Linked DNA regions of Homo sapiens: region 2 is linked to region 1. A link is a loop called in an ENCODE intact Hi-C map of the cell type or tissue named here. Cell type or tissue: Panc1. All regions are shown on one strand. Links, peaks and the distances in the headings refer to the core of each region. The heading gives the core; the rest is flanking DNA.

Region 1 (4,397 bases), core at 208-4,207:
GCCTGTAATCCCAGCTACTTGGGAGGCTGAGGAAGAAGAATAGCTTGAACCCGGGAGGTGGAGGTTGCAGTGAGCCAAGATCGCACCACTGCACTCCAGCCTGGGCAACTAGAGTGAAACTCTGTCTCAAAAAAAAAAAAAAAAAAAAAAGAGAAGTTTCCTACACTGGGGAAATTCTTCTGCCTATAAGCATTTGTGTGCAATATGCCTTTAAGGTTGGTCTCACTTTATCTGCGGATAAGATTGGTTAAGAGAAAATTTCCTCATTTGTTTCACATGGCAACTGCAGAAAATAAAAATCATTTTATTGCATTGAGGGAAATATTTTATTGCATGAAGCGGGAGGCAAGTAGCCTGAAAACTCTGGCTACCACAAGCCCTGACCAGCTGCCAGAGGGTTGAAAGGAATCAATACCTTGGCAAAGAAAGACAATATAAATAGAACACAAAAACTCCTGTGCTGGTCATATTCTCATGTAATGTAAGTTCTTTGCAGCAGATGGAAAAGGGACATAGGTTCTCCTTCATACATTCTTGACAAACAGCAAACAAAATCCCAGCATTGTGTAGTTAAAAGCTTGCTGTGAGACACTTAGGCTTTGCTTAGTCTCACTTTCCTCATCTACAAAAACATACATAATTATAGTTGCCCTATTACACAAGATCATTCTGAAGATTAAAAGTAGAACATATGTGTTGATACTTAGAAAACAGGAAGCATTATAAAAATGAATTAACATACAAAATACCAAAATGGCAATATACCTCTAAAACAACTGTAAAATAAAACAACCTTCCAACACTAAAATATAGTTGTGACTAAATTACTTATTTCAGAAATACCAAGAAAGTCTCGCCAAAGGAGAATCACTCAGTATTGATTTATTGGTTCCTATAGTACATCCACATCTAAAACATCTTGGGGTCAAATGTGTTTTAGAATTCAGAAGTTTTTAAATTTTAGAAATACAGTACATGTACTGTATATTATGAAACATCTCACCAGAGTGTGAGGAAACACCCTGCAGTCAAATCCGTTAATGTTTCTGTAGCAAAATATAAAAAATTCATACCAAGCAGAATTTGAAAACAACCCCACAAAACTACGAATATCTGCTATATTCTTACACCAGTTTAGGTCAGGTTTTGCTAAAAAATTACCTTGCACTAAACATAAGAAAATGTTTCAGTTTTTGAAACTACCCGGATTTCAGAAGTACATATAAAAGACTATGAAGTTGTACTCAAAGATTATTTGTGGCCAGGTATGGTGGCTTGTGCCTGTAATCCTAGGTACTTGGGAGGCTGAGGTGGGAAGACAGCTCAGGGCCAGGAGTTTGAGACCAGCCTGGGCAACATAGCGAGACCCCATCTCAAAAAATAAATTTAAAAGTAAAAAAAAAAAAAATGCCAATTTCAAATACTTTTATGAACATTTTAAGGGTACAATTTGTTTCTTAATGTACTTTAAGCAAATGAAAATAAAGAACACCTAACATGAAGTTTGGTAATGTTCCCAAAACATATTCTCCTTCTGATGTCACATGTTAACAGGTAGTTTTAACCTTTTAAGTTAGTCCAAAGGGACAAAAACATAATATATGTTTCAAAAACCGTAACATTCCATAAAATAAACTTTAGAAAAATATTTATTGTCCTCAAAGTGGCTAAAAGCTCATGGTATTCTGAAAGCTGCATCAAAACGACAATATACACTGCTTTTAAACTAAGAAAACTTTCCCTCAACTAGTATCTTTTAAAAAGACATTTATAAAGGTGTTATAGGACATACTAATGACCAATGATTCACTAAGCAGTTGGTCAATGGAACTGAGAAATATGGAAAGGCTTTTTGTACCATTTGTATTAAAATCCAATCAGACCAACTCTGACAAGAAGCTGGAAAACTGGGAAAGAAAACAGTTTGGATGCACAGCATTAAAGCATAACCAGCAAACTGCTCCCAACCCCGTGTCCCAATCGAGAACTTTTTACCTTTAGTGACTTGGCCCCTTTTTTGTCACCTGCAAACATGGATTTCTCATCAAAGTGCATGGGAAAGGACCTGATAAAATGATAGTATTGGATTAAGTTACACATGAAAAATCCACGTACTCTGTATCAGAAACCTGATAAAATTTTCTATCCTTATGAATATTTAAAATTCATTATTTACTCCGATGTAAGTTTTGGTAATGTAGAAAAGTGACAAACAGTTCACACATAAACTATTTCATAAAAGACTAAAGCAAGACACAGATGGCTGTTAAATTTAGTAAGACTGTAATGTTTTAAATAAATGACACAGGTAATCTAAAAAATTAACTGAAAACAATCTATGTAAAAAATAGGCAATATTCCCTTAATATTCTTTAAAAATTTAATACATAATTTACTTTAAACACTTTTTAATCTTTCTCTTCCAGGCTATTTTAAAAACCAGTTAACTCAAGTTTTCTTGACCAAGCGTTTTGTTTAAAAGGTTATATTCTAGAAGATAAGGCTAATGTTTCCTTACATATCCATCCCAATGCAAACACATGTATATTATCATCTAAATTTAAATATAGTGACTAGAGGCCAGGCGCGATGGCCCATGCCTCTAATCCCAGCACTTTGGGAGGCAGAGGAGGGTGCATCACTTGAGGCCAGGAGCTTGAGACCAGCCTGTCCAACATGGTGAAACCCTATCTCTACTAAAAATACAAAAATTAGCTGGGTGTGATGGCACACACCTGTAATCTCAGTTACTTAGAAGGCTGAGGCACAAGAATTGCTTGAACCTGGGAGGCAGAGGCTGCAGTGAGCCAAGATTGTGCCATTGCACTCCAGCCTGGGCAACAGAGCAAGCCTCTGTCTCAAAAATAAGTAAGTAAATAAAGTGACTAGAAGAATACAAAATTGGTAGAAAGACCATTAAAGTAGCACTAAATTTTGATACTACATAAAATTTAGTGATATTTTAAAGCACTATTCTCAAGTGTGAAAATTTCTGCAAAAGAAAGCCTTATTAATGCTTTTTCATCAACATTTTCAGAAATATTTTTAAATTCTGTTGTTCTATTGATCACTTTCCTTTTCTGTTCTACATCTCCCCTCGGTTAACTTTTAGGAGTCAGTTTTTGTGTACTTTAAGTGCTACCTCATTTGAATACAGAGAGGAGAATTTCAAATCACGGATAGTCAATTCTTACTTTGTATCTTGAAAGATATTCAGTAGAAGAGTTTTTGTGTCAGCATCTTCTTCTGCATTTCCAGTGTAAAGATCGACAATTGAGCGCTCAAAATATGGAGCCACCTTTGACAAAGCTCGAAGCTCAATCAAGTATAAAAAGTAAAGATTCTTGAGCCTTCTTGGACCTTCTCCCTTGGTTTCCACAGGGTCAAAGCGGTGTTTGAATTCTTTAATATTAGGTCCCCAACTGGGCTTACCCCAGGTTTCTAAAGAGAAAGAGAAATACATTACATTGTTTTAGTAAACAGGATTTTTTTTCTGCTCTAAAGAATATGTATTCTCTCCAATAATTTTTACACTAATAGAAGGCAAAATCTCGACTTAAAAATATGATTACCTTCCAAAAGATAATTTGCGCATAGATGTAAATTGATGCTAGCATGAAGTCCCGATATAAGCTTATAGAAGACTCTTTTCTCCAGACACAAACCTATTCAGAAAAATATTGAAAAAGAAATTACACCTATTTAGATATCAGAAATATTGACTCAAGGAGGTTCAGTATGTAGGCTTATTTTTGATTGAAGAACATTAAAATAAATCAAGGAATAATATAAAACTGATTAGATCAAGATTCTCTCACTAGAAGGCAAAGTAAGATTTTGGCTTCAGAATGGAGTTAACTGAATATGATGAGAACTTAATGCTGAAAAAAGCAGAAAAGTTTGAGCAACTAGGGGTCAAAACACTATGGATAAAGTTGGCAAGTTCCCATGTTAGACAGCAACAGCACAGGTTTTCTTGTGGTTTAGGCTAAGAACTTACTGAAGTAAATGTAATTATAAAGTCACTGCTGGATTTTTCCCCCTTCCTTATATGTGTTATTTGCTAGCAGAGAAATAAGGGTTTTATTAACCTTCTGCCCTGAAATTGTCTAATTTTTTAACCATATGTTCTACTTGTAAGGAGCTGAAACTTGGAAAACAGAAATCCAGGAATTTCAACTAATTAAAAAAAGAACAACAAGTTGACTGTTTACTACTTCAGTGGAATCATATCAGTGGAGTACAGGAATATAACAGAACGTTATTTGATGTAGCCTTCTTAAGCCACAGGGGCTTTTTTGCTGAGAACTTAAGAGGTCAAGATATCCCGTCATCCTATCCTAACCCCTGCCCCCATTTTAAAAGATTTTCTCTCATAATAGGAGTAATACACATTG
Region 2 (4,397 bases), core at 189-4,188, 57 kb before region 1:
ATATATATTTATATATATACAGGTGTAAATCCCTGCCTCCTACCTACTTGCAAAAAGGATTTATGACAGAGAGAAAACTCATAGCAGAACCAAATAATTCTTCTAGAAGGTTGGAAGCCTCACCTATGAAGCTCGGAGGAGGTTATAAAAGGGAAGAGGTGCTTACTTAGAAATCTTTAGGAATGGCCGGGCACAGTGGCTAACGCCTGTAATCCCAGCACTTTGGGAGGCCGAGGTGGGTGGGGCACTTGAGGTCAGGCGTGAGCCATTGTGCCTGGCCGTCATAAGATCATTATCTTATGGTTCTTTTTTTAAGAGCTGAGGCCTCACACTATATTGGTGAGGGTGGTCTTGAACTCCTGGGCCCAAGCGATCCTCCCATTTCAGCCTCCTCCCTGAGAAGCAGCGGAGAGTAGATGTGACTGGGGGATTCATGAGGGAGAGGAGGACCAGGCGGGTATGCACGTTGAGCACCGGGGTTCAGGAGCTTCAGGGGGCTGTGGGAGGAAAGGCCCCGAGGCCGAGGGTAGGTTTAGGAACTCCATGGAGAGCAGTTTGCTTGCAAGTGGGGAATGTGAGTCTTCTTTCCCCGCCCCGGCTTCATTGAAGTATAATTGACAAAGACGGAATATATTCAAAGTGTGCACCGTGATGTTTTGATAATACATGTACATAAGGAATGATTCCCACAATCAAGCTAGTTAACAACATATCCATCACCTCACACAGTTGCCCACCCTTGTTTTGTGGTGAGAACACTTAAGATCTCTCTTAGCAAATTTCGAGTAAACAATACATTGTTACTGACTGTAGTCACCACGCTGTAGGAGAGCTCCCCAGGACTTACTCAACGTGGCTGGAGGACACTACGCTAAGTGAAATAAGCCAGTCACAGAAAGACAAATAGATCCCGCTTATATGTGGAATCCAAACAAGTTAGAACTCATAGAAACAGAGAGTACAGTGGTACAGTGGTGGTTGTCAGGGGCTGGGGGATGAGGGGTGCGGCAGGAGAATGGAGAGATGTTGGTCAAAGAGTCCAGACTTGCCGGAATGGGCGTCTTCAGATGCTTGACAGATTGTTTCTGAAAAGCTGTCCTCTCTCCTCCAGTCTTCCACACCCTTTCTTTCCTTCTCCCAGTACTGTATTGCAACCCTGTTAAACACCAGGGATCCATGTGCTCATGTGTAACTGCTCCACAGGCTACCCTAGTCCCCAGAGACCCCCCACTGAGATCCCCATGAGCCTGAGCCCCTGCTTGAATCTCCAGCACGTGCTGTAGCAGTAGCAGCCTCCTTGTCTGGGGCGTGGAAGCATGCGTGGACACCTACCTTCTGCCTCCTCTTCACCTTCTCGAAGGCTCTGCCAGGCTCTCTGCCATCCAGTGTGTGTGGGCAATCCAGCAATTGTGAAGACTTAGAAAAGAGCTTGAGAAATGCCAGTCTGCAATATTTCTGTTTCAGAAAACAGTCCAATTTGATACTTCTTTTGTCCAAAGATGTTTTGTTATTTTAAATGTACTGCAAAGTTTGAGGCCTGGGTAGGCAGACACTTACTAATTTGGTGCCAGCAAAAATTCTAATAAAGAGAGTGGACTGTTTGTTTATCTTAAATAAGAATCTTAAGGCCGGGTGTGGTGGCTCACACCTGTAATCCCAGCACTTTGGGAGGCTGAGGTGGGCAGATCACCTGAGGTCAGGAGTTCGAGACCAGCCTGGCCAACATGGTGAAACCCCATCTCTACTAAAAATACAAAAATTAACTGGGTGTGGTGACACCTGTAATCCCAGCTACTTGGGAGGCTGAGGCAGGAAAATCACTTGAACCCGGGAGGCAGAGGTTGCAGTGAGCCGAGATGGCGCCATTGCACTCCAGCTCGGGCAACAAGAGTGAAATTCTGTCTCGAAAAAAAAAAAAAAAAAGAATCTGAACAGAAGTACTTGGCCATGGTAGACTAGTAATACATTTAGTTTTGTTTTCTTTTTTAACCATGTTCGAATTCCTTTACTATTAAAACTGTATGTGCAACATAAGAAATGTTTGGCATAACAAACGTGGACATTTCAATTATAAAAAACGTGCCCAGCGCTGGGGGATGAAGGGGCAGAGGAATTCCCAGTGATGGTATCAGTCTGGTTCTGTCAACATATTGGACCCCAACCTGCCATGCTTTTCTGTCGTTGCAGGTGATTTTCAAAGCCAAGTCAAAATATTCTCCAGAATTACTCAAATACCGGTAAGTACTGCAGGGCATCTCTTTCTGTGGTAGAAGGGGAAAGTGCCGACACATGAATCTCATCTCTCCATTGGGGTTTGCACACATCGCTGTTCTGTGAGCCGCCGGAAACAGTCCTGCCTGCTGGCTGGCTGCCCACATTGTGCACATCATGTGCATTGCCGGTAAGGGTCAGGTCATCAGATCATGACTTCATGAATCATGGGGACTTGCATCATACTTACCCAGTTCAGAAACAAGAGCCTGGTGCCTTTCCTAACAGGAGGAAATACATGGGAATAAAATAGGTGTATGTTGCCTCTAAACCTTCCTGAGGCACTTGAGAAGAGCCTCAGCAGAAGGAAACAGGGTTCCTTGAAGATGCAGTGCTTTGCCAGGTGCTTCCCCTTCCCCATCCCGCACCTCCCATGCTCCCACTGCAGGTGCAGGTGCAGGTGCAGGTGCAGGTGCAGGTGCAGGTACAGGTACAGGTACAGGTGCAGGTGCAGGTGCAGGTGCAGCTGTGGCAGGGCCTCGCCCCTGCAGCCTGCCACCTGGTGGCCTTACCCGCCTTGTCTCAGCTGCTGGTAGGCTCCGGCTCCTTGTTTTCCAGAACTTCAGTGCCCATTGAACCCTAAGTTGCTACACAGCTGCTTGCAGGGTATCCATCCACATCCAGAAATACTGTTCTGACCATTCAGTGCTCATTTAGGCACCAGGAGGAAGAATGTGTTATAGCTGAGAAGTGGACACTCTATATTTGTAACAATGGCTTAACACAAAGGCTTGCAGAATCAGGCAGAGCAGGATGTGCAACATGCCAAAAACATGGACACCGGGAGGCATGGACATTTTGTGGAAGAGAGGCTTGTGCCAGAGTGTAATCTGGAAGGGAACCTCTTAAGTTATGTGAGGAGGGGGATCTGCATTTTCCTATGGAGGGGTTCGTAGCTCTCCCCAGAGGGGAGAGGCCTATGACTTTCCTAAGGCCAAGAACCAGTGGCTTAAAGAATACTCAGGTTTGGCTGGGCACGGTGGCTCACGCCTGTAATCCCAGCACTTTGGGAGGCCGAGGTGGGCTGATCACTTGAGGTCAGGAGTTCGAGACCAGCCTGGCCAACATAGTGAAACCCTGTCTCTACTAAAAATACAAAAATTAGCCGGGCGAGGTAGCGCACATCTGTTGTCTCAGCTACTTAGGAGGCTGAGGTGGGAGAATCACTTGAGCTCAGGAGGCAGAGGTTGCAGTAAGCCAAGATTGCACCACTGTGCTGCAGCCTGGGCAACAGAGTGAGAATCCATCTCAAAAAAAAAAAAAAAAAAAAAAAAAGAATGGTCAGGTTTGACTGGGGTTGGGGGAGGAGAACAGGCCTCTGGAAGAGGCGCGGGGGTGCAGTGTGAGTCCAGGGGTTCTGGCGTTTCTGCCCGGGAGAACTCCATTGCCAACGGCAAACATTTCTGAAAAGGTGACTCTGGCCATTGCCTCCTTGGGTCAAAATGAAAAATTATTTTGTCATTTTTTAAAATATGTTAAATCGTATACATATTTTATTTAAATATATATCATCTAAAAATATGTAAAGACTTTTTACTTAAAATTCTGAAGGTGTAATAGTTTAATCCTGAGTTTATATCCAAGGAAACCAGTTCAGAAGGTTTCTCTCAAGTTCAGAAAGTTCTGTGAAGGTGCCTGGGCCAAGATACAAGTCCCAAGACTCACCGTCCCGGGTTTTGTTTTGTTTTTCACCTGATCTTGCTGTCTCCCTTCACTGCTTTGTACGTGGCTCAGTTCACGTCTCTACCAGGCTCAGGTGGAACTTCAGCGTCCACTGTGAAATGATGTTGGTCCCAAGGAGAGCAATTTAAAGTACAGGTTGAGTGTCCCTAATCTGAAATGCTTGGGACCAAAAATATTTCAGATTTCAGATTTTTTTGGATTTTGAAATATTTGCATATACAGGCCGGGCACGGTGGCTCACTCCTGTAATCCCAGAACTTTGGGAGGCCGAAGCAGGTAGGTCATTTGAGGTCAGGAGTTTGAGACCAGTCTGGCCAACATGGTGAAACCCCGTTTCTACTAAAAATACAGAAATTAGCTGTGCGTGGTTGCAGGTGCCTGTAATCCCAGCTACTCAGGAGGCTGAGTTGGGAGAATCGCTTAAGCCTAAGGGGTGGAGATTG

Evidence for each region. Peaks named below come from ENCODE experiments on the same cell type or tissue, not always from the same donor. Only the 100,000 strongest peaks of a DNase experiment are listed, where the experiment ranks them.
Region 2: a loop joins it to region 1, with 4 times the contacts of the local background. A loop is called at or near these places in 1 of 110 quality-filtered maps.

Annotation. Positions count from the first base shown.
Region 1 is chr1:236,223,075-236,227,471 of GRCh38, forward strand. It overlaps ERO1B (endoplasmic reticulum oxidoreductase 1 beta), which reads right to left. Exons shown (of 16, transcript NM_019891.4): 11 at 3,573-3,665; 12 at 3,195-3,441; 13 at 1,996-2,065. All of the region lies in intron 1 of LOC124904561 (a long non-coding RNA gene), which reads left to right. Among named protein-coding and RNA genes, the nearest start is that of ERO1B, 57 kb to the right of the region's middle. In Panc1, for the core only: no CTCF peak of the experiment used is centred there; no DNase peak of the experiment used is centred there.
Region 2 is chr1:236,166,519-236,170,915 of GRCh38, forward strand. It overlaps GPR137B (G protein-coupled receptor 137B), which reads left to right. Exons shown (of 7, transcript NM_003272.4): 2 at 2,188-2,237. Among named protein-coding and RNA genes, the nearest start is that of GPR137B, 26 kb to the left of the region's middle. In Panc1, for the core only: no CTCF peak of the experiment used is centred there; a DNase peak (open chromatin) is centred at 2,413.